2 separate regions of the Homo sapiens genome follow, and region 1 is linked to region 2. The links are chromatin loops, found by intact Hi-C in ENCODE. Cell type or tissue: CD4-positive, alpha-beta T cell. All regions are shown on one strand. Each heading gives the region's core, and the rest is flanking DNA. Links, peaks and the distances in the headings are about the cores only.

What was found. A loop is a pair of places that touch in the nucleus more often than their neighbours do. Peaks named below come from ENCODE experiments on the same cell type or tissue, not always from the same donor. Only the 100,000 strongest peaks of a DNase experiment are listed, where the experiment ranks them.
Region 1: a loop joins it to region 2, with 12 times the contacts of the local background. A loop is called at or near these places in 2 of 110 quality-filtered maps.

What each region holds. Positions count from the first base shown.
Region 1 is chr14:72,943,546-72,952,773 of GRCh38, reverse strand. DCAF4 (DDB1 and CUL4 associated factor 4) reads right to left here. Exons shown (of 14, transcript NM_015604.4): 7 at 6,747-6,890; 8 at 5,583-5,632; 9 at 897-976. Among named protein-coding and RNA genes, the nearest start is that of TRC-GCA8-1, 15 kb to the left of the region's middle. In CD4-positive, alpha-beta T cell, for the core only: CTCF peaks have their summits at 3,860 and 4,071 (motif pointing right); a DNase peak (open chromatin) is centred at 4,083.
Region 2 is chr14:73,466,057-73,476,247 of GRCh38, reverse strand. No RefSeq gene overlaps it. Among named protein-coding and RNA genes, the nearest start is that of NUMB, 13 kb to the right of the region's middle. In CD4-positive, alpha-beta T cell, for the core only: a CTCF peak has its summit at 3,951 (motif pointing right); a DNase peak (open chromatin) is centred at 3,977.

The DNA of each region.
Region 1 (9,228 bases), core at 1-8,000, 520 kb after region 2:
GTGGTGAGCTGAGATCGTGCCATTGCACTCCAGCCTGGGCAATAAGAGCAAAACTCCGTCTCAAAAAAAAAAAAAAAAAAAAGACAAGACAAGACATAAAACAATCCAGTACCCCAGAGGCCTCCCTCACATCCCTTTCCCAATTACTACCTCCCCAAAGGGTACTGTGAGCCTGACCTCCAACACTAAAAATTACTTTTGTAAGACAAATTCTGAAACTGTCTGCCTCAGTTTCCTTATCTGTAAAATGGTGGTAAGACACACTCCTGCCTCATAAGCTTGCTGTGCAATGAAATACCAGGCACTGGGCTAAATGTGCATGATCTCACCTAATTCTCCACGGATGTGGACTGAGAAGGCCCTGTCCACTTTAGAGAGGTTCAACATTCCATTCAAGTTGGCAAGGGGCAGAGCTGGGATTCGTGCCAGGTCTGCCTGAAGCCCACACTCTTAAGAGGCCTCTCACCCTGGTCTTATTGATCCTAATTTTCTGATAGACTGAAATGTAATATCCAGAATGCTGTCAGGAAGGAGGAGTCAAATTGCCTTAACGTAGGCAGACTGTTAAGTATCCCTGATAGCACCTGAGGTGCTTTGGACCTTCAGAGGTGTTTTCTGAATGATGTGCACGGGCGTCCGAATCTGTTCTGAGCTCACGCTGGTTTACATGCGTGTTAAGTCTGCTCTGGCTGCTGAAATGACTGAAATGGCCCAAGATGGGTAAAAAGGGGCAGATGCTGTAAAAAAAACACATGCTTCTGGTACTAACCCTGGGACAGGCTTAGGGAATCCTCCCACAGTGCCTCTGCAGCGGCCCCATACTTCTCTCTAAGCCACCCCCACACAGCTCTCGGGAGACAGAGGACAGATTTCTTTAAAGGAGGAGAACCCTGTACCTGGGTGACTATTGACGAACAGTGATGCTGGGAGCAGGGTGGCACAGCCTGGAGTCTCTGCGAGTCCCATGAGGCATAGCCTGGAAAAAGCTGTTAAGGACAGTTAGGCACAAGGCTCCCCTCTGGGAGGAGGCATGGACATTTACCCTTCAGAAAGTCATACGGCACACAACCTAGGCCAGAGTAACCCCCACCGTCCAGATTCAACATGCGTTTACACTGCCCACATTTACCTTCAGATGTTTTTTTTTTGTTTGTTTGTTTTTGAGACGGAGTTTCGCTCTTGTTGCCCAGGCTGGGGTGCAATGGCGCGATCTCGGCTTACCGCAACCTCTGCCTCCCAGGTTCAAGCGATTCTCCTGCCTCGGCTTCCTGAGTAGCTGGGATTACAGGCATGTGCCACCACGCCCGGGTAATTTTGTATTTTTAGTAGAGACGGGGTTTCTCCAAGTTGGTCAGACTCGTCTCGAACACCCGACCTCACGTGATCCGCCCGCCTCGGCCTCCCAAAGTGCTGGGATTATAGGGGTGAGCCATCGTGACTGGCCAGCTTCAGATGTTTTTTAAAGGGAAAAACAAATCAGATATAGTTAAAAGCTGGGTGTGGTGGCTCCTGCCTATGTAATCCCAGCACTTTGGGAAGCTGAGGCAGGAGGATCACTCGAGTCCAGGAGTTCGAGACCAGCCTGGGAAACACAGCAAAACCTTGTCTCTACAAAAAATACAAAAACTAGCTGGGCGTGGTGGTGTGTGCCTGTAGTACCAGCTCCTTGGGAGGCTGAGGTGGGAGGATTGCTTGAGCCTTGGAAGTCAAGGCTGCGGTGAGCTGTGATCATGTGACCGCACTCCAGCCTGGGTGACAGAGTAAGACCATGTCTCAAAAATAAAATACTATTAAAAAGCCCAAAAAGCCCTCTCTGATCCCTCCCTAGTCCAATTCTCCCTTCTCCTCTACTCAGAGAGAACTGCTCTTCTCAAATTGGTGTAAGTTCTTCTAAGCCATGCTGTATTTCCACTACATATATTTGTCAATAAATAACACAAAGCAGCTTTTGTTTAAAAAAAAACATACAGAAATGGCATTGCATGGAATATCTCACTACCAGCCCTTAAAATTTCTGCTTATCTGAATGGGTACCAGGTGATACCTCACTGTTATTTAAATTTGCATTTCCCTGACTACATGTGGGTGTCTCTGTTCACATGAGCATAGTCGTTGGAGTTCCCTCTCTGACCTGCCCCTTTATACCCTTGCCTACGTGTGTGTCTTTTGACTGACGCGGTTCCTCTCCTTTTCCCCTCATAGCCAAACTTTGTTCCAGAGGAGCCTGTATTTATTCTCATTCCCTTGCCTTTCCTCCACTGAAATCCAGGCCTGACCCTCACCTTCCCAGAGAAATGTTCTCATCAGTCTTCAATGAGCCTCTGGTTTCTAAATCTGATGGAAACATTCCAGTTCTGCCCTATGGCCATGTAGCCCAATTTCTACTACACACTCCTTGGCCTCAACCCACCACTCTCTGGGAGGTCTATCCTGGCCTTCTCCTATCACAAGATGCCCGGGCTAGAGCCTGCACCTGCCTCTTGGTGCCCTTCCCTCCACTCCTGATACCTCGTTTCACGCCCTCACCACCGCCCTTAGTCTTGCAGCAGCTTCTGTCTGAGGACTTGCTCTCGTCCGTCTATCCCCCAACAATGCCACCAAAGGAATCATTTTCAAAAATGACTCCACAATCACAACCCCCTGGGACCTCCCACAGCCCTGAGCGAGCATTCAGTCTTGAAAGGCCCTGCTCCCTAGCCAGAGACATCATGAATATCAAACTGCTGCCAAACATACCAAGCTTTCTCCCAACTCCTCCTATTAGGGGTCCCTGGCCTCTTCCTGCCCTCATGGGTCTCCCTCCAGGAAGGTGGCTGCAATCCCTCCTGCATGCAGCTTTCCTCCTACACTGAGGACTTGTGGAGCTGCCTGTCTCTATCTCCTTGCAACTGCATATACTCGATAGGTGTTGTCTGAATGACCACACATATTCCTCACTGGAAAATGTAAATATCTGAAAAGCAATCATGTAACTTTTAAAAATCTTCTTAAACATTTTATTTTTATATACATTTTTTGAGATGGAGTCTTGCTCTTTCGCTCAGGCTGGAGTGCAGTGGCGCAATCTTGGCTCACTGCAACCTCTGTCTCCCGGGTTTTCAAGCAATTCACCTGCCTCAACTTCCCGAATAGCTGGGATTACGGGTGCGTGCCACCACACCTGGCTAATTTTTGTATTTTTAGTAGAGATGGGGTTTCACCATGTTGGCCAGGCTGGTCTTGAACTCCTGACCTCAAGTGATCCGCCTGCCTCAGCCTCCCAAAGTGCTGGGATTATGGGAATGAGCCACTGTGCCCAGTCACTTTTCTCTTTTTTAAGAGACAGGGTCTCTCTCTTTCACCCAGGCTGGAGTGCAGTAGTGTGATCACAGCTCACTGCAGCTTTGAACTCTGGGGCTCAAATGATCCTCCTGCCTCAGCTTCCTGAGTACCTGGAACTAAAGGCATGCACCATGATGCTCAGCTAATAGAATTTTATTATTATTTTTTTTGTAGAGAGGTCTTTCTGTATTGCCCAGGCTGGTCTCAAACTCCTGGCCTCAAGCAATCCCCCAACTTTGGCCTCCCAAAATGCTGAGATTACCGGTGGGAGCCACCATGCCTGGCCAGGTGACATTCTTGACTATCTGAGTATGTGATGTGTATGTGACATACCGCTCTGGGTAGTAAGCTCCAAATTAAGTATCTCCAGGATATACCAGGTGCTGAAACTGTAAATGAGAACACCACCACCAAATAAACTTATTTTGCTTCTGGGTTTGGAAGGCAAGGAAGTGAAGAAAGTGGGATGTGCATGTTAGTTACTGTTGCTGAATCTCAGCTTATTTATACTCAAACTTTGAGTACTTACGGAGCCAGGCTAAGATTTAATCCTTTGACAGGCCACAGGTTAACTAAGGGCCCAATAAGTGTAGAAAGAATTCCATCTAACTTCCCACCACTCTTGCAGGAAAAATGCAGAGTGCAGGTCTGAACAAAGTACCATTTTTCTAAAGGGAAAAAGTTACCTGAACTTCTGAAGCAGCACAAAAAATCTTCAGCACAAAAGCCCGAAGGCTACCAGAAATGGCCACCAGAGGGCGAGCCACTGATGAAGCTACAACAGACCATCCATCCCTTTAAGTCCAATTACATGGATTTTTTTTTCCTCTCCTTAGCCCACAGAAACGAGAATACCATGCTGTTTTAAGACTGGAAATGTGAGTGAGGTTCTTGTTTTTGCTTTCTGCAGAGCTTGGCCTCTTTAGCCCTCTGGTTAGATCATCATAGTAACATGTGGTCAGTCCCATTGGCCTACAGAACCCCATCAAATGAAAGCCACATAAAATTTGCAATTTAGAGAACACACATAGTTTGATGCCTTATATAAATTTATAATCAGGTCGCTAATGTATTTAGGCTCTATGACCCTTTGAAATGTAAGCTGGGTGTGGTGGTGCATACCTACAGTCCCAGTGACTTGGGAGGCTAAGGCAGGAGGATCACTTGAGCCCAGGAGTTCTAGGCTGGAGTGAGCTATGATTGTACCACTGCACTCCAGCCTGGGTGACAGGGCAAGACCCCTTTCTCTGAAAAAAATTAAAATCCAAAAAAACTCCTTTGAAATACAGTGCTGTGAAACAAATAAAATTTACAAAAAAGATCCTGATTCAGTTATCATTTGTCGAGGACCAATGATGTCCAGAAACTGCTAGGTGCCTTCACAGGAGTTAACTAATGTTAATCTCACCACAACTCAGGAAGTAGGTGTGAGGTACAATGAGTAGTCACATTGTTTCCAGAACACATTTAATAAGAGAATGAACCAAGGACAAGAGTCATTAACATGTGGTTTTGGGTGAGTCAAGTCTTGTGCCATATCAACAGCCCCCAAGGGTCCCAGAGGCCAGGGACCACGACACTGTACTACCGTGCTCTCAGCAAAGTGGCTCTGCTTGCTCTCCGGGAAGGCAGAGACTAGTGTGATGAGTGCTCTAAAAAGCTGTTGCCAGCAGGGACCTGAGGCCCAGAGCCCACAGACCCATGTCCACTGCCAAAGGAACCCCCTCTCTGACCTTGCCCTCAGCTTCCCCTAGGAGGACCCTGCTCTCCTGACCACTGTTTTCCTCCCTGGCCTCAGGAGGAGCTGGGCTTCCTCCCCAAGGCTGTGCTGCTCCTTTCTGCCTTGTTCCTCTGCTACCACACCAGCCCTCCGGCAGGAATACTGGGTCTGTGTAGTGAACCCAGAGCCTCCCGTCACACGCCACAGTGGCAGAGTGAGCCGGCCTTGGAGTCAGACTGCCTGAGTTCCCATTCTGTCTCCACCACATGCATGTGAAGGCCCAGACAGTGTCTGCCACACAGTGACATCAATGTCACCTTGAGAAACAGCCATGATGGGACCTCAGCTGCTTCTCTGTGCTCCACGGGCATCCTTGTGTTCTATCCAGGTACGCTGCTTTTTTTTCTAAAGCGTGAGATGTAAGTGCACAAGGGTCTAGTCCTCTGGTCACTAAGATGCCATGTCATGAAGCCCACAGATACCCAGGTCCAACGTCAGGGTGTGGCCTGCCCACCAAACCTCTTCCTCTGCCAAAGGATACAGAATGTGGGAATCCAAGTGATTCAGCGAGGCCCAGCACACCGAATTCACCTGGTGAGGAAGCACACAGCGAGATGGAAAGTTATTCTACAGTAATATGCTTTCCTGTGGAATAACATGTGGGGACACAGACGTGTGACTTCTCTCTTCACGTCCTGCTCCTCTTCAAATGGGCTGGAACAAGCATTCTGAGGGTGGGGCTTAAGCAGGACAGGAAGTAACCTCAAGCCTGAGTCCTTCAACAGACCCACAGGGAGACATCTGGTCTATCTGGCATACCCTCTGGGCAGGGCTGAATTTTCTACAATGGCAGGAGATAAGCCGAACTCTGAAGGTGTATCTCACTTCACCCAGAAGCCATTTTCAACCTGTATCCATCTTGCAGCTTATGCTTCAACTGAATAGCAAGTCACAGCTTCTCACGGATGCCGCCATCACCCCACTGCAACTTAAAGGTTGCTCCCTAGACAGCAAGCTCCTCTTATTTGTTTAAGCCTCAGTGCTGGCTGCGGCCTGGCTGGATGACGCATCACTCTGACACACAGGGCAGGACCCCTCCCATGCAGGCCACAGTCACTGTCGCCCATTTCCAAGGAACTCTGTGCCCTGGTGTGGGCCCTTCCAGATCAACTCCTGGACCCCTGGAGGGACGGTCCTGAGGACCAGTTAAACAAGCGCTGCTTCAACCTACCCCAACCATCTCATTTCACTTTCTTTTCCAAGACAAGAAACTCCTGGAGTCCTTTTCTTTCCCTATGGGTTCTCAGCAACCATAAATCCATTTTTTTGAGACAGGGTCTCGCTCTGTTACCCAGGTTGGAGTGCAGTGGCACGATCATGGCTCACTGCAGCCTTGATCTCCTGGGCTCAGGTGATCTTCCCACCTCACCTCCCCCCGAGCCCCCAAGCAGCTGGGACTACAGGTGCGCGCCACCACACTCAAATAATTTTTTTTTTTTTTTTTTGTAGAGACAAGGTTTCACCATGCATGTTATGCTGCCCAGGTTGGTCTGAAACTCCTAGGCTCAAGTAAAAAATCAAGTCTTATGGAAAAATGAGGTAAGTATGCTCTGCCCTCTTCCCCAGTTGCTCTCCTCTACCCTGAATTTGGCCAACTACCCCCAGGGTCAAGTGTGCAGAGAGGCTACAGGGATGGGCAACGTACCTTCCGGTTGGTGAAGTAGAGGTTTTCGTGCATGAACACCTTGAGCGTAGGGGTCTTCAGACTTTGCAGGTTGATGATACCATACTTGGAGCCTCCAACTTTAACATCGTTCACTGTGAAGAGCCGGTCACTGTTGGTATCTGCCTGGAGAAGGGAAGGGGGCAGTGGGTGACGTCCCAGGCTGCGCCTGGTGGACTGCCTAAGAGGGACCTGCCCGTCTCTCCTGGCCCCCATGCTCTGTGCATTTTCACTAGGTGAGAGTTCCTCTCCATGAGCGAGAGTGGAGATGACCTCACTTTCCCCAACTTAGTGCAGCCATGTCTGGGCAAAGCCAGCACGTGTCTGATCTAACAATTCAAGAGGAAGGATGAGAATGGCAGTGAGGGGACATGGCCAGAAAGTCTGAGGTCTGCATGAGGACCTCACTCAGAAGTGGGTTTGGGAGAGCCCTAGCATCCACCCAGAGGAATGTGTCATGTGCCATCACGAAGGCTGTGGCGCAATAGGAAAAATGCTAGTTCCTATTACATAGGCACTATTTTTTTTTTTTTTTACCACCATGAAAAAAAAATTGCATTGAATAAAACGTGCAATAGAAAAAGACTGCATTCAAATGTAGGCTATTTTTTTTTAAGAGGTGGGGTCTCACTGTTGTCACCCAGGCTGGAGTGCAGTAGCATGATCATGGCTTATGATAACCCTGAACTCCTGGGCTCAAGTGATCTTCTCTCCTCAGCCTCCTGAGCAGCTAGGACTACAGGCATGAACCACTGTGCCTGGCTACTTTTATATTTTTTTGTAGAGATACGGTCTCGCTATGTTGTCCAGGCTGGTCTTGAACTTCTGGCCTCAAGTGATCCTTCTGCCTCAGCCACCCAAAGTGCTGGGATTACAGGTGTGAGGCACCATGCCTCGCTCAGGATGTGGGCTAATTTTTTTGAGAGGGAGTCTTACTCTGTCGCCCAGGCTGAAGTACAGTGGCACCACCTCAGCTTGCTGAAATCTCCGACTCCCAGGTTCAAGCTATTCTCCCACCTCAGCCTCCTGAGTAGCTGGGACTACAGGTGCGCACCACCACACCCAGCTGATTTTTGTATTTTTAGTAGAGATGTGGTTTCACAATGTTGGTCAGGCTGGTCTCGAACTCCTGACCTCAAGTGATCCTCCCATCTCAGCCTCCCAAAGTGCTGGGATTACAGGTGTGAGCCACCACACCTGGCCCTATTTTTTTCTCTTGAGACAGAGTCTTGATTGGTTGCCCAGGCTGGAGTGTGGTGGCACAATCATGGCTCACTGCATCTTTGATTTCCCAGGATCAAGTGATACTCCCACCATAGCCTCCCGAGTAGCTGGGACTATATGCACACACCACCATGCCCAGCTAATTTATATTTTTTTGTAGAGACGGGGTTTACCCACGTTGCCTAGGCTGGTCTCAAACTTTTGGGCTCAAGTGAACCACCTGCTGAGGCCTCCCAAAATGCTGGGATTACAGGCATGAACCACTGTGCCAGATGTGGGCTATTTTAAGCTTTTCTTTTCTCATTTTAAAACATGATGTGGTTAATTGCTATTTCAAAGCAAAAACTCCACATATTTATGTGTTTTGTATATATTAATAAATACAGACCCACACACGAGTTTGGACGTTGGTTTTGGTGAAACTGTACCAACGTTGTAAGTTTACTCAGGAAGAAGTTATGTTCCCAGAAGAATCATTGAGACTAGACTCAGATCTGAAAAACTGCTCTCCAGGTGCCAAGCCACTTTCTGGCCCTGCGGTCACACCGGCCAGCCAGAGTCACGGTAACTTTGGGTGATGGAGACGACCTACCACACGTAAAGCCTGGGTCAGGAGAGAGGAAGCATGAGGGTCGAGATGTCCAGGCTTGTGAACAGTGGCCTGTGCATCACCAGACCCCACACACCAATGACCCCCACCGTCCCCACCCACTTTACCCCAGGGAAGGGGCTGCTGAGGGGAACCAACCACAAGAGACGATTCTACTCATTCAGTCAAACCATACCCCCAAGCACACATGGAGAGAAAAGCCACATGGGAGAATGTGGGCCCGGTCCCCAACACCCCTTACATGGAAGGGCCCTGCTGTGGCGGTCTCCTGGGGCAGGAGGATGCAGTATCAACCTCCAGGGTCAATCTCTAGCATCGGCCTCCAGTCCCACCAGCAGATGACCGAGTCCAGATGCTCCTGCCTCTGTATCCTCCTCTCACTCTCCCTGGCTTTCCCTCAGCCTCCAGGAAGGATAGGGCTTGCCGGGCAGGCCCTGCTCTTACGTGGTCCATCGAAAGGTCAGGGACCTTTGTTTGCAGTGGTCCTTCTAGCTCTCTGCCAACCTTTCCCTGGCCCCTGGGTTTAAGCGGCTGACCTTGGCTTCCAGCTTGGGTCCAACCCAAACCAGAGAAGGCCTTTCACCCCCTGCAAATGATGTAATGGAGGTGTGTTGATGGGAGGTGCCACTG
Region 2 (10,191 bases), core at 590-8,589:
GTGGTTCCCAAGTTTCTTCACAACAGAAAAGCAGGCATCTGCTCTCCTTACTATCACGGTTTTGTTTCTTTGTGTTTTGTGTTTGTTGTTGTTGTTGTTGTTGTTTTTGAGACGGGGTCTCACTCTGTTGCCCATGCTGAAGTGTGGTGGTAAGATCTTGGCTCACTGCAACCTCAACCTTCTGGGCTCAAGTGACTCTCCCACCTCAGCCTCCTCAGTAGCTGGGACCACAGGCATGCACCACAACGCCTGGCTAATTTTTATATTTTTTGTAGAGATGGGGTCTCGCTATGCTGCCTAGGCCAGTCCCAAACTCCTGGGCTCAAATGATCTGCCCTCCTAAAGTGCTGGGATTACAGGCTTGAGCCACTGTGCCCAGCCATGTTTTTGTTAATCTTTTTTTTTTTTTTTTTTTTGAGATGGAGTCTCGCTCTGTTGTCCAGGCTGGAGTCGGGGTGGCATGATCTCGGCTCACTGCAACCTCCGCCTCTCAGGTTCAAGAGATTCTCCGCCCCAGCCTCCTGAGTAGCTGGGATTACAGGCGCATACCACATGCCCAGCTAATTTTTTGTAATTTTAGTAGAGACGGGGTTTCACCATGATGGCCAAGCTGGTTTCGAACTCCTGACCTCAAGTGAATCCGCCTGCCTTGGCCTCCCAAAGTGCTAGGATTATAGGTGTGAGCTACTGCGCCCAGCCTTGTTAATCTATTAACAAAATGTTATAATGACAAAATACTCCAGAAGTTCCACAAATCCTTTTATAAAGGGCCCTACCTGTCCTTCCTGGCTGAGGCATTTACAGGTGATTCTCACTTCTCACAAAGATAAATGTGTCAGGTGTTTCCTTTTCATTGCTCCTTTTGTCATCTTTCCTCTCCCTTCCTTCTGCCATACTCATTAACTCCACTGGTTGATTAGACAAGGGACTGATCCCTATCCTGCCGTAAAAGAAAGCTTCTGTTTGGACCAGCATGTGGGAGAAACATGCTGACCTTGCCTTAGTCAGGATCTAGAGAAATTTTTCATTTTTCAATCAAGGTTCATGTTTCCATTGGTTTACACGTTCCATCTAAGTTACCATCCCCCTTGTGAACCACGTCAGCCAGACCAACAGCAAAGTGGGGGTTGTGGGTCAGAAGGAAATCACCTGTGTTAGAATTTCCTCTCCCCTACCCTCACCCTGTCCCATCATTTCTTTGTTTTCTTTTTTTTTAAGGGACAGAGTTTCTCGCTCTTTCATCCAGACTGGAGTGCAGTGTTATGACCTTGGCTCACTACAACCTCCACCTCTGGTTTTCAAGTGATTCTCGCGCCTCAGCCTCCTGAGTAGCTGGGATTACCTGTGTGAGCCACCACACCCGGCTAATATTAATATTTTTTTAGTAAAGACAGGGTTTCACCATGTTAGCCAAGCTGGTCTCAAACTCCTGGCCTCAAGTGATCCACCTGCCTCAGCCTCCCAAAGTGCTGGGATTACAGGCATGAGCCACCCGCACCCAGCCTTCCCATCTTTTTTTTTTTTTTTTTTTTTTGAGCCGGAGTCTGGCTCTGTCGCCCAGGCTGGAGTGCAGTGGCGCGATGTCGGCTCACTGCAAGCTCCGCCTCCCGGGTTCACGCCATTCTCCTGCCTGAGCCTCCCGAATAGCTGGGACTACAGGCGCCTGCCACCGCGCTCAGCTAATTTTTTTGTGTTTTTAGCAGAGACGGGGTTTCACTGTGTTAGCCAGGATGGTCTCGATCTCCTGACCTCGTGATCCGCCCGCCTCGGCCTCCCAAAGTGCTGGGATTACAGGCGTGAGCCACCTCGCCCGGCCTCCCATCATTTCTTGATGGGCTATATTGTCAGCAAACATTTACCAAATACATAATTAGTAGTCATCATGGATATGCCAGCAAATATCACGTGGTTTTTCTGACTTTGGGGATTTGTTGTCTAATTGGATAAAATGGGCTTTTCTTGTTGGAGGCAGCAACAGAGCCTTTCAGAGGTCAAGAGCAAGCTGGTTACTCTTTTTTTTTTTTTTTTTTTTTTTTGAGACGGAGTCTTTGTTGCCCAGGCTGGAGTGCAGTGGCACGATCTCGGCTCACTGCAAACTCCGCCTCCCGGGTTCACGCCATTCTCCTGCCTCAGCCTCCCGAGTAGCTGGGACTACAGGGGCCCGCCACCAAGCTCGGCTAATTTTTTGTATTTTTGTAGTAGAGACGGGGTTTCAACGTGTTAGCCAGGATGGTGTCAATCTCCTGACCTCATGATCTGCCGGCCTCGGCCTCCCATGGTGCTGGGATTATAGGCGTGAGCCATCGCGCCCGGCCTCGTTACTCCTTTTTGAGACCCCAGTTATATTTTTAAAAATGAAGTGCCAAAACTCAATTTTAAAAAGTTTTGGTAGATTTTTAATGTGTATGCTTAAGGTTTTTGTTTGTTTGTTTTTGAGACAGAGTCTTGTGTCGCCCAGGCTGGAGTACAGTGGCACAGTCTTGGCTCACTGCAACCTCCACCTCCCAGGTTCAAGCCATTCTCCTGCCTTAGCCTCCTGAGTAGCTGGGATTACAGGTACCCACCACCATGCCCAGCTAATTTTTGTATTTTTAGTGTAGACGGGGTTTTGCCATGTTGGTCAGGCTGGTCTCAAACTCCTGACCTCAAGTGATCCACTCGCCTTGGCCTCCCAAAGTGCTGAGATTACAGGCATGAGCCACTGCACCTGGGCAAGTTATCATTTTTTAACACAAACAATTACAATGAGTTTCTTTTGAAATAATTTTTAAAAAATTGAAATTGACATGAATGTTCATAGCAACATAGGGAGACCCCCGTCTCTACAAAACATAAAAATACCAGCCTGAGCAACATGGCAAAACCCCATCTCTACAAAAAATACAAAGATAGCTGGGCATGGTGGCATGCACCTCTGGTCCCAGCTGAGCCCAGGAGTTCAAGGCTGTAGTGAGCTGTGATCATGCCACGGCATTCCAGCCTAGGCAACAAAGCAAGACCTTGTCTTAAAAAAAAAGAATCCAGAGAGAGGATCAGGCAGTTAGTGCCTTCATTAGACCACACTATCCCATCAACACCAAACTGTTGTTTGGAGGGCTTCAGCTCACAGCACCATGCAATTTCCTAACGCTTCTGAGTTTGAGACTCCCCTAGACAGAAGCTAAGTGGAGCACATCAGACTTCCAAAAGCCTCTGCAAAGCAACGTGGTATTGTGGGAAAATGGTAGATGCAAGTTCAAATAACCTACTGCTAATAATAAATGTGTGACTTTGTGAAAATTACTTTATCCTTCTGACTTTTACTTTCATCATTTGTAAAACGAGAAGAAGACTATCTCATGGGTCTCTTGCATGTGGTTCCCAACCAGGCTGCATGTTAAAATCGCAGTTTAAAAATGTGACAGCCTGAGTCACACCTCCTGCAAGTTAAATTGGTGTCTCCAAGGGTGAGATCCAGACACCAGTAGATTTTTAAAGCTTCACACGTCATTCTAATCTGCATCCAGGATTGAAAATCACTCGTGAAGCCAGGTGCGGTCGCTCACGCCTGTAATCCTAGAACTTTGGGAGGCTGAGGCAGGAGGATCACCTAAGGTCGGGAGTTCGAGACCAGCCTGATCAACATGGTGAAACCCCCATCTCTACTAAAAATACAAAAATTAGCCGTGCGTGGTGGCCAGCATCTGTAGTCCCAGCTACATGGGAGGCTGAGGCAGGAGAATTGCTTGAACCTGGGAGGCGGAGGTTGCAGTGAGCCAAGATCGCGCCACTGTACTCCAGCCTGGACGATAGAGTGAGACTCCGTTTCAAAAAAAAAAAAAAATCACTGGTGAGAATTAAATAATGTTACTGTACTTATGTAAATCAGGTGCCCTGTTAGTTCCTAGTCATTCCTCAATTTAAATTTCAAACCAGCAATTGACTGTGCTTTTGGTGTGTGTTCTAAAATTTTACCACTAGATGTCACTTTGACCATACAAGTTGGTTCTTGGAAGCTTCTGCTTCTCCGTTCTCAGAGTAACAACCATACAGCATCACCACAACCATTTGTTGAGCACCTGCTGAATGCCAGGCAGAGTGCCAATTTTCTTTCTTTTTTTTTTGAGACAGGGTCTCACTCTGTCGCCCAGGTTGGAGTGCAGTGGTGCAATCATGGCTCACTGTAGGCTTGACTTCCTGGGCTCAAAAATGATCCTCTTTCCTCAGCCTTCCCAGTAGCTGGGACTATAGGCACGCGCTCACCGCACCCAGCTAGTTTTTAATTTTTTTGTGGAGATGAGGTCTCCCTCTGTTTCCCAGGCTGGTCTCAAACTTGTGGGCTCAAGTGATCCTCCCATCTCAGCCTCCCAAAATGTTGGGATTACAGGCCACCATGCCCAGCTGCCAGTGATTCTTAGAACACATGACCTCCAGTCACATAACAACAAATAAGCAAGGTAGTTGTTATCCCAGTCATGAAAAAAGGGTTACAAATAATCTGTGACTTGTACAAAGATACACAGTTAGTGGCAGAACTGGGATTCCAGCTTCATTCATTCATTCACTCATTCAAAAACACTGAACAGGCTGGGTGCGGTGGCTCATGCCTGCAATTACTTCACTTTGGGAGGCCGAGGTGGGAGGATCAAGACCAGCCTAGGCAACATAGTGAGACTCCATCTCTACCAAAAAAAAAAAAAAATACAAAAATTAGCCAGGCATGATGGCACATGCCTGCAGTCCCAGCTACTCAGAGGCTGAGGTGGGAGGATCACTTGAGCTCAGGAGGCAGAGGTTACAGTGAGCCGAGATGGGGCCACTGCACTCCAGCGTGGGTGACAGAGCCAGACCCTGTCTCAAAATTAATTAATTAATTAAAATTTAAAAACACTGGGCCAGGCGCGGTGGCTCACGCCTGTAATCCTAGCACTTTGGGAGGCCGAGGCAGGTGGATTGCCTGAGATCAGAAGTTTGAGACCAGCCTGGGCAACATGGTGAAACCCCATCTCTACTAAAATACAAAAAATTAGCCGGGTGTGGTGGCAGATGCCTGTAGCCCCAGCTACTCGGGAGGCTGAGGCAAGAGAATTGCTTGAACCTGGGAGGCAGAAGTTGCAGTGAGCTGAGATCGCGCCACTGCACTCCAGCCTGTGACAGAGTGGGACTCTGTCTCCAAAAAAAAAAAAAAAAAATTTAAAACACTGAACACTTACTATGTGCAAGGTACTGTACCTGGTACTGGAAATTCAAAGATGAATATAGCATAGTTCTCATTCTCCAGATGTTCTTTTTTTTTTTTTCTTGAGACAGAGTTTCGATCTTGTTGCCCAGGCTGGAGTGCAATGGCGCAATCTTGGCTCACTGCAACCTCTGCCTCCTGGGTTCAAGCGATTCTCCTGCCTCAGCCTCCTGAGTAGCTAGGATTACAGGCATGCACCAGCACGCCCGGCTAATTTTGTATTTTTAGTAGAGACGGGGGTTTCCTCCATGTTGCTCAGGCCGGTCTTGAACTCCTGACCTCAGGATCTGCCTGCCTTGGCCTCCCAAAGTGCTGGGATTACTGGCGTGAGCCAACGTGCCCAGCCAGAAGTTCATTTTTAACCTTCACTTGTAGGTACATTTGAGAAGAAAAGGTAGGCACTTTTTTTATAGTTGTTCTTGGCCCCAGGGTAGCTCGGTCTTCGAAAGAACTTAAATGTTGTGTTCCTAAGAGGGTAGGATGACCCTTAGGTAGAGTTTTACACTGTATCCAGCCACTATGATAAAAGAATATTTTTGAGAGCTTATTAGGTAACTAAGAAGCTAGAGATCACATCTGGTCTGTTTTATCACTGCCTTATTTAATTATTTATATCCTCAGCAACAAACTATTGGCATTGGGTATGTAACTAATTTTTAATCAATAAATGTTTACTGAATAAACGAATTCCTAGTACTGTGTTAAACATTGTGCAAAAAGAGCCGTGACAGAAATATGTAAAGAAGCCTGCATCTGCCTAGGCGCGGCGGCTCATGCCTATAATCCCAGCAATATGGGAGCCTGAGGTGGGTGGATCACTTGAGGTCAGGAGTTCGAGACCAGCCTGGTCAATATGGGGAAACCCCATTTCTGCTAAAAGTACAAAAATTAGCTGGGCGTGGTGGTGCCTGCCTGTAATCTCAGCTACTCAGGAGGCTGAGGCAGGAAAATCGCTTGAACCCAGGAGGTGGAGACTGCAGTGAGCCGAGATCATGCCATTGCACTCCAGCCTGGGGAACAAAGAGAGATTCCATCTCAAAAAAAAAAAAAAAAGAGAAGAAAAGAAAAAAGAAGTCTGCATCTTATTCTTATAAGCAAATCTGAATATTTCCTTCCAAAAGTAGTACCTTGTTTTAAGTGCCTCCGCTGATTCATCCCTAAGGTGGGAAAGACTTAGAGATCTTGGAGAAGACTCTAAATGAGCCAGGGACCAGAGCATTATTATACTGCTTGATTTGATCTGTAGATTCAGGGTCTAATGACTGCTCTGGAGTTTGTTCTTATGTTGCAGGTATACAGCTGTATCTGTTTGAGTTGTCATTCATCAACCAAGCAGTTTGACAATTAGGACCGTAAGGATGACCAGGCTGGGTCAGACCTATCCAGCAGGTTAAAGGTTATTCAAGTTATTCAAGTAGTGGTCCTCAAACCTGGTTATAAATCAGAATCACCTGGGGGAGCTTTGCAACTATATACAGACCCCACTCCAACCTACTGAGTTGGAATACTAGGACCTAGGAGAGAGACATGAGACTTTCACATAGGACTAGGGTTGAAAATGAGTAGTTCAAGATCCATCCAGTTTTACTCATATATGGCTCTGCAATTCATAAATGTTGCCCTGATTTTTTTTCTGTATTCTGATTGTATTCCCTCCCTGGGTAATGAGTGCCATGCATTTACTACCTACAGTTTGGAGTAGTCTTCCTTTATATTGGTCCTAAGCTTAACTCTCCTGGAACTTTGTAAGAGACATTGAAACCTAAGATTTGGGGATTTGAGAGATGAGTTCATGTTGATCTTACGCATGCCACTTGTAATATTATAGGTTGAGCTCTCCCACAGAGCTTGCTTAGCAGTCACATGCCCATTCTTGAGATTTTTCTTATTTCACAAGGAGCTCTGGCTTTATCGAGATCCATTCTGCACCATCTAGACAACCTTTGTCCACTTCGTGCAATAGGAGAAAAATAATATCTGTTCCTCTGATGATTGTGACCCAGGATGATTGCAGCTTAGGTCATTCAGGACAGGTAAGCACTTATTGCCAGCTTAGATTAAAGTCCTGTTCTGAGTCTAGTTAGCCTGTTAGCTTTGGAGAGACCAGGAAGGGAAATATTCTTGCATTTAAGGGCTCAAACACAAATGTATTCATTTGGAATGATAATCTAGATGGTTCATAGAACAGAGACCAGAAGAGGGAGTCAAGTGGAAGTATTTGTGGTAAAGTATAGAAGGGAATAAATAGAGAAGGAAAATACTAGGGTCATGTGCCTATGTACCTGCCAAATAGAAAGAAAAAAGATCTGGTTTAAGCACATCACATTCCTTTAAAAAAAAAAAAAAAGGCTAAGTGTTTGGAGATGAAGAGCCACAATTGGGGTGATCATTTGGGAATCTCCAAGTATTCTTTGGTGAATTAATGTTTCTAAGTTGCCTTATGCACACGTGAAAGAGAGAAAGAGAGGAGAGAAAGGGAGAAGTGTCATCAGGTCATAGCCTGTAGATCATCACCCTAGGCAAGTTAGGCCTGGCTAGAATCAGTCTGCATAGATAACTGGCTGGAGCCTGGTTGGAAATTTCTATACTCCAGTGATGAGATTTCTGGTTGTATTCCTAAGGGACCTCACAATTGACCCTGTTCTCAATTGATGCTATTAAAAAACTGGTCTTCAGGAATTGGTCCGCCCAAGATGAAAATACTGTAGACTCTGATTCCAATATAGGAGCTCAAAGATGCTCCGGCTGCTCTATGATCAGCCCTCAAAGTAATGATAGCTTTTTCTGGCATTTCCTTTCATCTAGAGATTTCAAAGTATCTCCTAAACATGTGCCCATCCCATAGGCAGCTGATGAAGCCACATCTCTGACATTCATCTTTCACCCCGGTCCTCCCCACAAATTGGAGACTGAGCTAGATATAGAGTGTGGGCCTCTGATTCAAGGTCTCACACTGAACGCCCACTCTCTCTCTCTTTGCTACCCAGTCTTAGGCAGTTTGTGGTTCTCCCACAGGGCGTAGCTCTGTGTAGGGGCCTGTGTATCAGATCTGCCTGCTTCTTTGCTGTCATCACCTCCTACTATTTACATTTCTGGGTTCCCTGGTGTCTCCGCAACTGGGCTGTGCCTTAGCTGTTCTGTATGTGAGAACTGTTGGAGAACCTCCAAGGATTCTTCATGTCTTGTCATCCTTCATCCCAATTCATACCCCCCACCCATGTGTCCCACCTCCCCCCAGCCAGCAAAGTACAGTCCTGTGCCCTTTGGTTTCTTCTTCCTCCTCCTCTCTCTCTATCCTCAACTTCCATTGGCAGAAGAAAGAGGAGCCACAGACCATGAGCTTGTAAGAGAGAGAGGAGTGGGAAGGAAGAGTCTTTTCTCTTGGGTTGCCTTTTTGTTCCCAGGGAGGGGGCCAAGACCATGAACCTTGGCCTCCGCGGGAGGAGGAGATTAGCAGGATGAGTCTTTACCTCCATCACCCATCCTCAGGGTGCTGCTGACTTGTTTCCGCTGGAGGCGGGATGACTCAGCGCAGACCCTTGATGGGGAAATCTGTCTCAGAGGCTGAAAGGAAAGCAACAGAGGGCCACCACTGGCCTTGTTCTTTAATTTAATTTTCATATCAGAAAGACTTCATTGAGTTTGGGGAAATGGAGCTTAATTCTCCCTGTTCCCCAGTGTTGGCAACTCCGAAAAGAATTTCCCAAAGGAATGACCCTGTCCACAGGAGTCCAAGAGAGATGGGCAGTGGGGTTCCAAATTCAGAGTGCGGGGATAGCCCCCCACCTGGAGGAGACCTTTATTTAGTCATACTCCACCACTGTGCTTTTGCCTACTAAATACTATAACCACCGGTGATCATTATGTGATAATTAGCACAGGCCTTTTTTATAACTCCCAGAGCACTACCCCAAAATAAGTGATTGTGTCAGGTGGCAAGGCTACTCCTAGAGACAATTCCTGACTCACTCATTCATTCACTAAATATTTAGTGAACTACTGTGGGCCAGGCCCTATGCTAGGCAGCCATGAGCAGGAAGGTTGTTGTCCCTGGTATTACAGTGCCGACATGTTGCTGGATGGCTAGGCACTGAGCAAGTTTACCCACGGGATATGTGTATCCAAAGTGGAAATGCAGTGTGTATAAGAGGGGCACCCAACTCAATGTGGCTGGGAGAGGGATAACAGGAAGCCTCCCCTATAATAGTAACTTTGAAGATGAGATCTGTAGGAGAGGCAGGAGCTAGCAAATGGAATCCAACTTAGGGTAAACCTATGCTATTTGTATGAGTTCCCCAAAACTTAAAGTTAAACCCAAAGTTGCCTCTTCATATAAACCCTCCAAAGTAACTAATAGGCTATGCCAGCTACAGTGCAGCCAACTCTACTTCCGTACAACGTGATGCTACTTTGGAAAAGTGTGAAATCCTACTTAAGTGGAAGGTGTAATTATTGCAGAGTATTTCAGGGAGGAAGATGGCACCAGGGAAATAGGCATGAAAATCAGGTTCTTCTATTATTTCCACAACCTGGTCTAATTCTCCATGCCCTTGGGATGGCCTGGGTCTGTGATAGGAAATATGTTTTTCTGTCTCTATTTGAGCAACAACATCCTTCTTATCAGCTGCTCCAATGAGGAAGACACTGATGTCCTTTTGCAGGAAACTAACAGGAAAAGAAAGAAAGCTTACCACTAAATACACATCCTGAGGGTGAAATGAAATGACTGCAGTGTAGGAAAGGGCTGAATAAATAAATACACCATTCCTATTGTATAGTCAGACTTCCTGGGGGCGAGTCCTCATCTCTTTACCCTGTCTTTCCCTTCTAAAATCCGCTAACCTGCCAAGGGACCGAACAAAGTTTTCTCTGGCTATTAACAGGTATGGAAACATACAAGTCTCCTCTGTCCCAGACACAGAGGAAACACAGAATAGAGAATAGGAAGGAGAGAAAACCAGAGCCACAGGAAG